3 separate regions of the Homo sapiens genome follow, and all the other regions are linked to region 1. Evidence: chromatin contacts called from ENCODE Hi-C or POLR2A ChIA-PET data. All regions are on one chromosome and are shown on one strand. The core of a region is the stretch at or near the end of the contact, and the rest is flanking DNA. Distances in the headings are between cores, read along the strand shown.

Region 1 (3,431 bases), core at 463-2,962:
GCCAGGATGGTCTGGATCTCCTGACCTCGTGATCTGCCCACCTCAGCCTCCCAAAGTGCTGGGATTACAGGCATGAGCCCCCGCACCCGGCCTACTTCTGACAGTTTTATGGTGTGTGATATAGGATATAACATGATGTATGAAGCTCTTTGTAATAATTTTTAATTTTGAAATAGCTGATTCTTTGGGGATCATTTAATACATAATTCCATAGGTTTCAGTGAAAAAAAAAAAAAAAAAGAGATCTCAGGGTTGGGCAAGGTGTCTCATTCTTGTAATCCCAGCAATTTAGGAGGCCAGGGTGGGAGGATTGCTTGAGCCCAGAAGTTTGACATCAGCCTAGGCAACATGGCAAGACCCCATCTATACAAAAAGTACAAAAAATTAGCTTGGCGTGGTGGTGTGTGCCTGTAGTCCTAGCTACTTGGGAGGCTGAGGTGGGAGGATCACTTCAGCCTGGGAGGTCAAGTCTGCAATGAACTGAGATTGCTCCACTACACTCTAGCCTGGGCAACGGAGTGAGACTGCTTCTCAAAAAAAAAAAAAAAAAAAAAAAAAAAAAAAAAAGATTTGATGGAGGTGAATTATTCTATGGATGTTTGTTGGCTAGTTTTCTAGGAAGAGGGAATGGCTAATGCAAAAGCCCCCAAGTAAAGCCTGCTCTGGAAAAGCAGCAGAGCATCATCTGGGTAGAAAGCAAGTAAGTGAGGAGGAAAACATCTGAGATGATCAGAGTGGGCGTGAGGGACAGATAGGTAAGGGCCTTGTAGGTACTTTAGGTTTTAGATTTTTACTCTGTAGGAAACGGAAAGTTTTAAGCAGATAAGGAGATGAGCTGACTTAGGTTTTTTTTTTTTTTTTTTTTTTTTTGAGATGGAGTCCCTCTCTGTCACCCAGGCTAGAGTGCAATGGTGTGATCTTAGCTCACTGCAGAGCTCACAGCTCCCGGGTTCAAGCGATTCTTCTGCCTCGGCCTCCTGAGTAGCTGGGATTACGGGCATGCGCCACCCCACCTGGCTAATTTTTGTATTTTTAGTAGAGACGGGGTTTTGCCATGTTGGCCAGGCTAGTCTCGAACTCCTGACCTCAGGTGATCCACCCGCCTCGTCCTCCCGAAGTGCTGGGAGTATAGGCGTGAGCCACCGCGCCCGGCCAGGTTTTAAAGGATCCCTCTGTTTTGGTAGGCGGAAAAACTAGAGAAGACGAGAGACCATTCTGAGGCCGGGCGCGGCGGGTCACGCCTGTAATCCCAGCACTTTGGGAGGCCGAGGCGGGCAGATCACGAGGTCAGGAGATCGAGACCATCCTGGAGAACATGATGAAACCCCGTCTCTACTAAAAATACAAAAAAAAAATTAGCCGAGCACGGTGGCGGGCGCCTGTAGTCCCAGCTACTCCGGAGGCTGAGGCAGGAGAATGGCGTGAACCCGGGAGGCGGAGCTTGCAGTCAGCCGAGATGGCGCCACTGCGCTCCAGCCTGGGCGACAGAGCGACACTCCGTCTCAAAAAAAAAAAAAAAAAGAGAAACCATTCTGTTTCTAAGCATGTGCAATTATGTCTCAGCTCCACGTCATACCTTTTAGTTTGCTGAGCTCGCCAGGTGGCACAGGGAACCGGGACTCCGAATTCGCAGCTCCAGCTCCAGCTCCAGCCCAGCAGGTGGCAGCAGCTCAGAGCAAGCTCCTCCAACGCGAGGCAGCGCCTTCCTTCGCGACCCTACTTAAAGGCGGCTTTCCGTTGGCTGGAGTGGCAGCGATATTATCCAATGGTTGCCTGTATTCGTTCAGCTTTGTCTGACGGGCGATGGCGCAGCCAATAGACAGGAGCGCTATCCGCGGTTTCTGATTGGCTACTTTGTTCGCATTATAAAAGGCACGCGCGGGCGCGAGGCCCTTCTCTCGCCAGGCGTCCTCGTGGAAGGTTCGTGTGCTAGTTAGATGGGCGCCAGGGGTCGCCGGCGGGAAGCATGGAGGGGTCTTTGGGGGCCTTTGGGAACATGGAGTCCTATTCTGTTCCGCCTGGGGCCTCGGTGGCGGCTTGCACGCCCCGAGATGACGGCCGCTGCCCTAGGCAGGGCCGGCGGGCGATTGCGCGTGTCCTGCTCCTCTTAGGCCCGGGACCGCGGGATGGGTGTCGGCGTGACCAGGCCTGAGCTCCCTGTCTCTCCTCAGTGACATCGTCTTTAAACCCTGCGTGGCAATCCCTGACGCACCGCCGTGATGCCCAGGGAAGACAGGGCGACCTGGAAGTCCAACTACTTCCTTAAGATCATCGTAAGTGCAGGGTGGGTCGCCTCTGCTCTTCATGTTGCCCCAGCGCAAATAGGGACAGTCAGCTGCTATGTGCTGAGGGTCTACTCACACCGGCTACTGAATTAGGCCATTTTTGGGAAAATACTGTTTAGTTAACAATTTCCTGAGATAGGTCCCTTCTGTTGCAGATAAACGGGCTCAGGCAAGTTAAGTGGGTCCTAAGATGACAGCATTCGTATCCAGGTCTGTCTGGCTTCTAAAAGAGCGCGCTTTATACTTTTTTTTTTTTAAACGGAGTCTCGCTCTGTTGTCCAGGCTGGAGTGCAGTGGCTTGATCTTGGCTTACTGCAACCTCCGCTTCCCAGGTTCAAGCGATTCTCCTGCTTCAGCCTCCCGAGTAGCTGGGATTACAGGGGCGCGACACCACACCCAGCTAATTTTTGTATTTTCAATAGAGACAGGGATTCACCATGTTGGCCAGGATGGTCTCGATCTCTTGACTTCATGATCCACCTTCCTCGGCCTCCCTAAGTGCTAGGATTACAGGTGTGAGCCACCGCGCCCGGCCGCACATTACAGTTTTACTCCATTTTTGAGAAGGTCTGAGGTCAGGAATGACTCATTGTAAGGAAGCAAGCTGTTGCATATTTAGGACCTGTCAGCCAAGAAACTTAAGTGTCCAATGACTTTTGGATGGCCTTTGAGGTGGGTCTCCCTTGCCCAGAAATGCTGACTGTACTGCGCTTAAGCAATTAGGCAGCATTGTAGAGCATAGCTTGTATTACATTTTCCCACACTTAGAAGGTTTTCAGACACAAAACCCAAAGGAATTGTGTAACAATCCGGATAAACACGCCTAGATTGTTTTTACAAATAATAATGTTGCTATATTTGCTTAACGTGGTGCTTTTAATGCTGTGAATCTAGCCCTCCTCTTGACCAACTTACTTGGAACATTCCTTTTTTATCCTGTTAACCATTTTAGTGAATCAGAAGCATGCCTGGTAATTGGGAAAAATTAAAAACTAAGTAAAAAAAGAAAAAACTCCTTGATTGAATGTAGAAACCTAATTTTCAGCGTTCATACCCAGCTAGCCAATCATCCAGTTTGGCAGTGTTACAACGTAGCTCCCAATCTCCCTCTGACTTCAAAAGCTTAGAAGAAAGGGAGTGGGATGG
Region 2 (3,400 bases), core at 484-2,983, 3.2 Mb before region 1:
TTGTTACCCAAGTCTGGTCTCAAACTCCTGGCTGAGATCCCCGTTTCAGCCTCCCAAAGTGTTGGGATTACAGGCGTGAGCCACCACACCTGGCCTGTGCCTAAGGTTTTTTTTGTTTTTTGTTTTTGAGTCGGATTCTCGCTCTGTCGCCCAGGCTGCAGTGCAATGGCACGATCTCGGCTCACTGCAACCTCCGTCTCTTGAGTTCAAGCGATTCTCCTGCCTCAGCCTCCAGAGTAGCTGGGATTACAGGTGCCCGCCACCAAGCCCCAGCTAAATTTTGTATTTTTAGCAGAGATGGGGTTTCACCATGTTGGCCAGGCTGGTCTCGAACTCCTGACCTCAGGTGGTCCGCCCACCTCGGCCTCCCGAAGTGCTGGGATTACAGGCGTGAGCCACTGCGCCCGGCCTAAAATATTTTTTATTTTTGTCTTTATAGGTTTTTTTTCTATGTGTGTGAGAGGATTAAATGAAATAATGTAATTAGTAAAGCGATTAGTTAGCACTTTAAAAATATTTATAAATGTATACATAGATATATAATACATATCTATGTGTACAAACACTGAAGTTTCCTATTCTTTCTGTGCCTACTTTTTCCTTTCTTTCCCCGAATACTTTGTCTCTGGAAGAGTTCACACTGTAACCTCCAACTGTTCCAGCTACTTGGTTTGCTTTCAGCACTAGGCTTGTAGGATGCGCAGCCAGTAGGGGGCAAGAATCACCCAGGCGTGCTTATTACCCAAGCAACGGAGTCAAACAGCACTTTCAGAATGACTTTACAAAAGGGTTACCAACAAGGTAATATGTTTATTGTGTTAGGTCGCTTAATAATAACGAAAAGATGAAAACAAGGAAGTGAGAAGCGGTAGGGACAGCCCTACTCTTCAGTATTCATTAAGTGGGAGCCCCGGTGTGTCGGGCTTGCGTATGAGCGTGAAGACAGACGTGGGATGGCTGAGCTCACACGCCTTAGGCTCTGATTCTAGCCGTGGTCGCGCCGAGGGCTCCGGGTTACTTGCGGTTTCACTGCCAATAAAGTGCTTTGAGCGAGCCTAACAAGCAATGAATATGTAAACATTTTGTTTCTAGGACTAACTAGGTAATGAAGAGATCTTCCAAGTGACAGAAACGCTGCTAGGTAACTTCCTGGGCCGTAGCTCCCCACCCTAACAGGTTCTGAAAATAGCTCCAGGCCCTTCCTAACCGGAGTTTGAAAGCAGGCGCGGGGCGCATGCGCGCGGCCCTCCGGCCGACCTCCCGATAGCCCTGGCACGCGGACCTTCTTCCCGACAGGCCGCGGGGAAAAAAGGGCGGGGAAACGGAATTACCGCGAGCTCTCCGTGAGCGCCGGCGGAAACAGTAGTCACGTGACTCTCCTAGGTGGCCTTCGCCTTCCCCCTCCCCCTTCGCGGAAACCCGGCCCCCTCACCCCTCGCCCACCCCAGAGCCGCGGTAATGGACCGTTTGGGTTCCGGAATTCTCTTGGATCCAACAACTGGTACCGGGCCGAGGATAGCCGGCGGAGTCCGTTTTTGGCGGCGAAGACTGGGGGGTGGTCAAGATGGGGGGGAAATCATCTTCCTTCACCTAGGAGGGAGGCGGGGCGGAGAGGGGCGCAGAGAGGCGGGTGGGGGAGGAGGGAGGAAGTCACGTGAGGGCGCTGCGTGCGCGCGGCGCCTCATCCGTTGCCCCTCCCCCGCCCCTCCCGGCGGGGCGGGGGGGCTGGGGGAGGGGCGTCAAGATGGCGGCGGGGAGGTAGGCAGAGCAGGACGCCGCTGCTGCCGCCGCCACCGCCGCCTCCGCTCCAGTCGCCTCTGGTCCTTCAAACTCACACCTCCCGGGAGGAGCTGTGCTGGCGCCGGGTCCCGCGGGGAAAGTAAGTCCTTCCCTTGGCCCTTTTCTCCTTCCACACTCCCCCTCCCGGACAGCCTCCCACTCCCACCCTCGGGGGGCCGTGCGGGGCCAGGCTGGGGGGACAGCCACCTCGCCCCGGCTTGGGGCCTCCCTCGCCGCTTGCCGCTCCTCGCGGCCGCGCGCTCCGGGGCCCTCGGGGGCATGTTCCCGACGGCGGCTCCGTTGTACTCGCTTCCTCTGTTCGTCAGCGCCGGGCCCCGCTGTCGCCGCTCGTGGGGCTTTCGGGCTCCGGGAGCCCCGCTGTCCCGGGCCGGAGGCACCCCTCTTGGACCGCGGGGCAGGGTCTGTGCACGCCGGCTCCGCTGGGTTCGCCCCTTTGGCTTCCGCCTCACAACCCGGGGGCTGCGGGTCCGGGACCCGCGGGGAAAGTAAGGACCGGATCCTTCCCAAGTCCTCTTTCGTGCCCCAGCATTGCTCCCGGCTCTGGGCGAGGGAGGGAGGCAGGCGACGCGGTCGTCCTTCCTAAATCTGAACCCCACAGCGCGGTCTCGTACATGCCCCGCTCTTGGGGCGGTGGGGAAGCCGCGGGGGACACGTGCAGGCTCCCTTCACGCCTCTCCAGGCGACTCGCTTAGTTCTGCCTCGGCGGGCGAGCTCACCTCCCAGACCCTAAGAATTACCCATGGAGGGGAACGGCAGTTGGGGATTTGCTTACTTTGAGAGCGTTTGGCATAACGAGCATCCAGAGTTCCCCAAAGCAGTGGATACCGGTGGTTTCCCAGAAGTGGTTTGGGGTCGGTTTAACCGCTGAGGAGATTTGGATGTTCCTAAACCCTTCTGATTGTTTCTTTCCTGACCCTGGCATCCAGCTCCTCCCCTTCCCACCCCTGCTTTGTGCTTCTGTTTGGTTAATGTTTGCGGACCACTAACTTGATCCTCGCACAGAGAAGCTCTTTTTATGTGCGTGCTCGGTTTACTGTGGGAGGCTTTTGTTTTGGGGAGTCGCTGGTTGAGAAACGTGGGAAAAGAACGGGCCAGAAAATGAGAGACAAATAAAGCAACGTTTTTATCCATTGAATTGCGCAGCCAATTGTAAGTGCACCCGGAAGTTTGTACTGAACACGTGTTGAGGGAAGGTTATAAACTGGTCCCCTTTGACCTTTGAAAGTTGGCTATTATCATTTTATGTTGAGTTAAATGTTTCATATATTCTAGACAGCCAGAATTAGGGATGGAATATGGTTTCTAAAGAGTCATCCAGAAGGGTGCAGAGAACTGTCATCCGGAGTGCCCTAGCAGGAATTGACTTAACACTTTCAGATAATTCTGCGAGCTGACAGTACAGAGGGATTCTATTTTCCACCATATTTTCTAGCAATCAGAATTGATTTTCATAAGCGTAGGGAAAGCTATCATCGTTGCACAGAAGATAGCAGAATTTCCTACTGGTGACTTGAGTGGGACATTAATTTTGCAAGCAAGGGAACATTTTCTCTCATCTTTTAAAGAAGTTGTTTCCAAAATTTTTCCGATGGGAGACGAC
Region 3 (3,342 bases), core at 256-2,755, 4.9 Mb before region 1:
CAAGGGGCTGCAAAGGAGGAGATGTGAGCGACATGGGGCTGTGGCAGAAGACTTCTGGTGCCACAGGTGACTGGGGTGTCCATCCCTGTGAGCCTGAGCAAGAACAGTGACGCCACCAACAGAAACAAGGGAGTCCCTGCGCCAGCGGAGGGGGTGAGGAGGGGAGACCATGAGTTAAAAATCCCCTAGGAGGCCAGGCGCCGTGGCTCACACCTGTAATCCCAGCACTTTGGGAGGCCAAGGCGATCGGATCACCTGAGGTCAGGAGTTCGAGACCAGCCTGACCAACATGGAGAAACTCCGTCTCTACTAAAAATACAAAATTAGCCAGGCGTGGTGGTGTATGCCTGTAATCCCAGCTACTCGGGAGGCTGAGGCAGGAGAATCACTTGAACCCGGGAGGCGGAGGTTGCAGTGTGCCGAGATCTCGCCATTGCACTCCAGCCTGGGCAACGAGAGAGAAACTGTCTCAAAAAAAAAAAAAAAAAATCCCCTAGGAATACCTAGGGGAGGCAGGGTGGAGGGGTGGAGCTGGTAGTTGGGCAAGCCAGCTAGAGCTCAGGAAGAGCACCCGGAGCGGTTACCCCACGGAGAAGGAGCCTTTGCCCCACCCGCACCGAGAGAGGCAGTTTCTGAGGTTCAAGGTGATGGGTGGAAAGAGAGTCTTTTACTAGGTTCTGTTTGGGGGCTGGGAGTGTAGACACGTGGACAGGGCCTCCTGCCTGACCATCCTGCTAGGTGCTGGCCTCCAGCAGGGGCAGCTGGAGATGAGGGAGGTCAGGGGGACAGAGTGCACGGCACTGGGGACTGGCAAGGGACCCCCACAAACAGAGGAAGAGCTGCAAGTCAAAAAGGCCCTATGTCCGGGGGAAGCCCCCACAGGCCGGAGGTCAAGACTCCAGGGAGCACCTCACAGGTAGGAAAGCCTAGCAAGGGGTCACACGGTCAACAGGCAGCTGGCCCTCCCGAGGGGTGACACTCCCGGGGAGAGGGTGACCCCCACATGCAGAGGAGACGCTGCAGAGTCAGGAAGTGCCAGGAGGTGCTGTGGAGGGGTGATGTTCCCCAAGACTGGGGGGAACCCCGCAGTCAGAAGGCCTCCCCGCCATCAAGTGGCTCCTCCAGCCCCAGAAGCGTGAAACTAGCCATGGGGAGACCACCCAACCACCCTGCACGGCTCCCGCCCATCCCCCGCAGGCCCGGCCGCGCGCCCGACTCTCACCCAGCGCCAGGCCGCAGGCGGCGCCCACAGCCGCCCGGAAGCGGTCCATCTGCGTGTTCTTCTTACTGTCAGGCTCCCACATCACCTGGCACTCCAGGATCTCCTCCCGACCGGGGCGCTCCTCCTTGGACATGGCGGCGGCGGGCGGCCGGGGCTGCGACGAGGGCTGGGGACCAGGGGCCGGGGCTGAGGCGAGGGCCGGGGACCTGGGACCGGAGGAAGCGACGGTCAGGAGCGCCTGGCGGGCTGGGTCAGCGACGGCGGCGGCGGGGAACAAGGGACTGAACGGCCGCCGCCGCCTCCTGCGGGCCGCTTGGCCCAGGCCCCGCCCCGCAGGCCCCGCCTCGAATCCCCGCCCCCTTCCAGGCCCCGCCCTCCCGCCTGTAACCCTCCGCTGAGTGCAGCGCCGCTCAAAGGAGTGCTCGCAGCCGCCGGCTCCAGCGCCCGCGGCCGGGGGGCGTGGGGGTGAGGGGCGCTCACGAGCCTTGGCCCCAGCTCCCCGACCTCACCTGGAGCTGGAGGGCGTTAGGGCAGCCGGAGAAGCCAGGCGTCCGAGCCCGCTGTTTCCTACACGTGTACATCATTCATTCGCTATTTCTTCCTGCAGGTCTTTACTGAGAGCCTGCGGCATTCGGAGGACTTTGGGAGCTTTGCGGATACAGCAGCGAACAAAACAAAATTCTTGTTCTCTGTCAACAGGAGAGGAGGGGTACAGGTGTGAGGAAGACGGGAGACGATTAACAAATAAGTACATCGTGTACATACACAAGATAATGTCATAGTATAATACAATAATATACATAGTATGCCAATGGGTATCAAAATACACATTTGTGAAAGGAAAATAAATCTTGGGGCCCCACTACTAAGCTAAAGGGAAAAGAAAAGCTGGGAACTGCTTAGGGCTAACCTGCCTCCATTCTATTCAAAGTCACCCCTCTGCTGAGTTAAATGCACACCTGATTGCCTCCTTTGCAGAGGCTAATTGAAAACTCAAAAGAATGCAGCCATTTGTCCCTTATCTACCTATGACCTGGAAGGCCCCCTCCCCGCCTTAGCTTTTTTTTTTTTTTTGAGTCTCACTCAGTCGCCCAGGCTGGAGTGCAATGTCCCAATCTCAGCTCACTGTAACCTCTGCTTCCCAGGTTCAAGCGATTCTCCTGCCTCAGCCTCCTGAGTAGCTGGGATTACAGGCACACGCCATCATGCCCAGCTAATTTTTCGTGTTTTTTTTTTTGTTGTTGTTGTTGTTTGTTTTGTTTTTTTGAGACGAAGTTTCGCTCTTGTTACCCAGGCTGGAGTGCAATTGCGAGATCTCGGCACACGGCAACCTCCATCTCCCAGGTTAAAGCAATTCTCCTGCCTCAGCCTCTCGAGTACCTGGGATTACAGGCATGTGCCACCACGCCTGGCTAATTTTGTATTTTTAGTACAGACAGGGTTTTTCCATGTTGGTCAGGCTGGTCTCCAACTCCCGGCCTCAGGTGATCCGCCCGCCTCAGCCTCCCAAAGTGCTGGAATTACAGGCGTGAGCTACCGAGCCCGGCTCATTTTTGCATTTTTGTAGAGACGGGATTTCACCATGTTGGCCAGGCTGGTCTTGAAGTCCTGACCTCAGGTGATCCACCCGCCTCGGCCTCCCAAAGTGCTGGGATTACAAGAGTGAGCCCAGGTCTGAGAGCACCCCCTCCAGAGCCTCCCTGATCTCCCAAAATTTGGTGGAGATCTAAAGTTTATTTTGCTGTACAACTCTTTTCTTTGCAGTTTTACTTGCTTCCAACAAGGAAGGCAAGGTTTCCTGCTTCCATGACAATGGAAGGCAGGTAACTCCTTTATGGAGTTTGAGCTCGCTTCCAACAGGGAAGATGAGGTCTTTTTTCCTGCTTCTAGAATGGTAGAGAGCAGTCTACAGCCTAAGACCCATCCCTAGGTAAGTAACTGAATTGGGGTTTGTCTTGGCTAAAGTTAAGGTTAACAGCCAGCTGGTCTTAATGTCAGAGGCATTTGAACCAGAGCAACTCCATCTTGAGTGGGGGCTGGGTAAAATGAGGCTGAGATCTACTAGGCTCCATTCCCAGACAGTGAAGGCATTCTAAGTCACAGGATGAGACAGGAGGTCG

Evidence for each region. A loop is a pair of places that touch in the nucleus more often than their neighbours do. ChIA-PET counts read pairs that join two places held with the same protein, here RNA polymerase II (POLR2A). Pooled maps may share reads with other maps.
Region 2: a pooled map shows a loop between it and region 1 (12-fold over the local background). The contact joins the promoter of SBNO1 here to the promoter of PXN-AS1 in region 1. A Hi-C loop is called at or near these places in 6 of 50 pooled maps. POLR2A ChIA-PET finds 5 or more read pairs at or near these places in 2 of 52 experiments (T-cell and naive thymus-derived CD8-positive, alpha-beta T cell).
Region 3: a pooled map shows a loop between it and region 1 (8-fold over the local background). The contact joins the promoter of AACS here to the promoter of PXN-AS1 in region 1. A Hi-C loop is called at or near these places in 1 of 50 pooled maps. POLR2A ChIA-PET finds 5 or more read pairs at or near these places in 2 of 52 experiments (AG04450 and BJ).

The regions. Positions count from the first base shown.
Region 1 is chr12:120,199,572-120,203,002 of GRCh38, reverse strand. PXN-AS1 (PXN antisense RNA 1) reads right to left here and starts at 1,712. Exons shown (of 4, transcript NR_038924.1): 1 at 1,577-1,712. RPLP0 (ribosomal protein lateral stalk subunit P0) reads left to right here and starts at 1,892. Exons shown (of 8, transcript NM_001002.4): 1 at 1,892-1,920; 2 at 2,172-2,273. The coding sequence starts at 2,220. RefSeq lists enhancers at 1,377-1,736, 2,137-2,206, 3,247-3,431.
Region 2 is chr12:123,363,180-123,366,579 of GRCh38, reverse strand. SBNO1 (strawberry notch homolog 1) reads left to right here and starts at 1,733. Exons shown (of 32, transcript NM_001167856.3): 1 at 1,733-1,879. It overlaps MIR8072 (microRNA 8072), which reads left to right and starts at 1,737; the gene lies at 1,737-1,816. It overlaps SBNO1-AS1 (SBNO1 antisense RNA 1), which reads right to left and starts at 1,632. Exons shown (of 2, transcript NR_157806.1): 1 at 1,465-1,632; 2 at 776-1,055. RefSeq lists enhancers at 973-1,182, 2,643-2,692, 2,349-3,067 and silencers at 1,353-1,452, 1,583-1,822, 1,933-2,012, 2,053-2,162.
Region 3 is chr12:125,063,598-125,066,939 of GRCh38, reverse strand. It overlaps AACS (acetoacetyl-CoA synthetase), which reads right to left and starts at 1,505. Exons shown (of 18, transcript NM_023928.5): 1 at 1,223-1,505. The coding sequence starts at 1,355. It overlaps LOC105370052 (a long non-coding RNA gene), which reads left to right. Exons shown (of 4, transcript XR_001749365.2): 3 at 1,830-1,937. RefSeq lists a silencer at 1,245-1,864.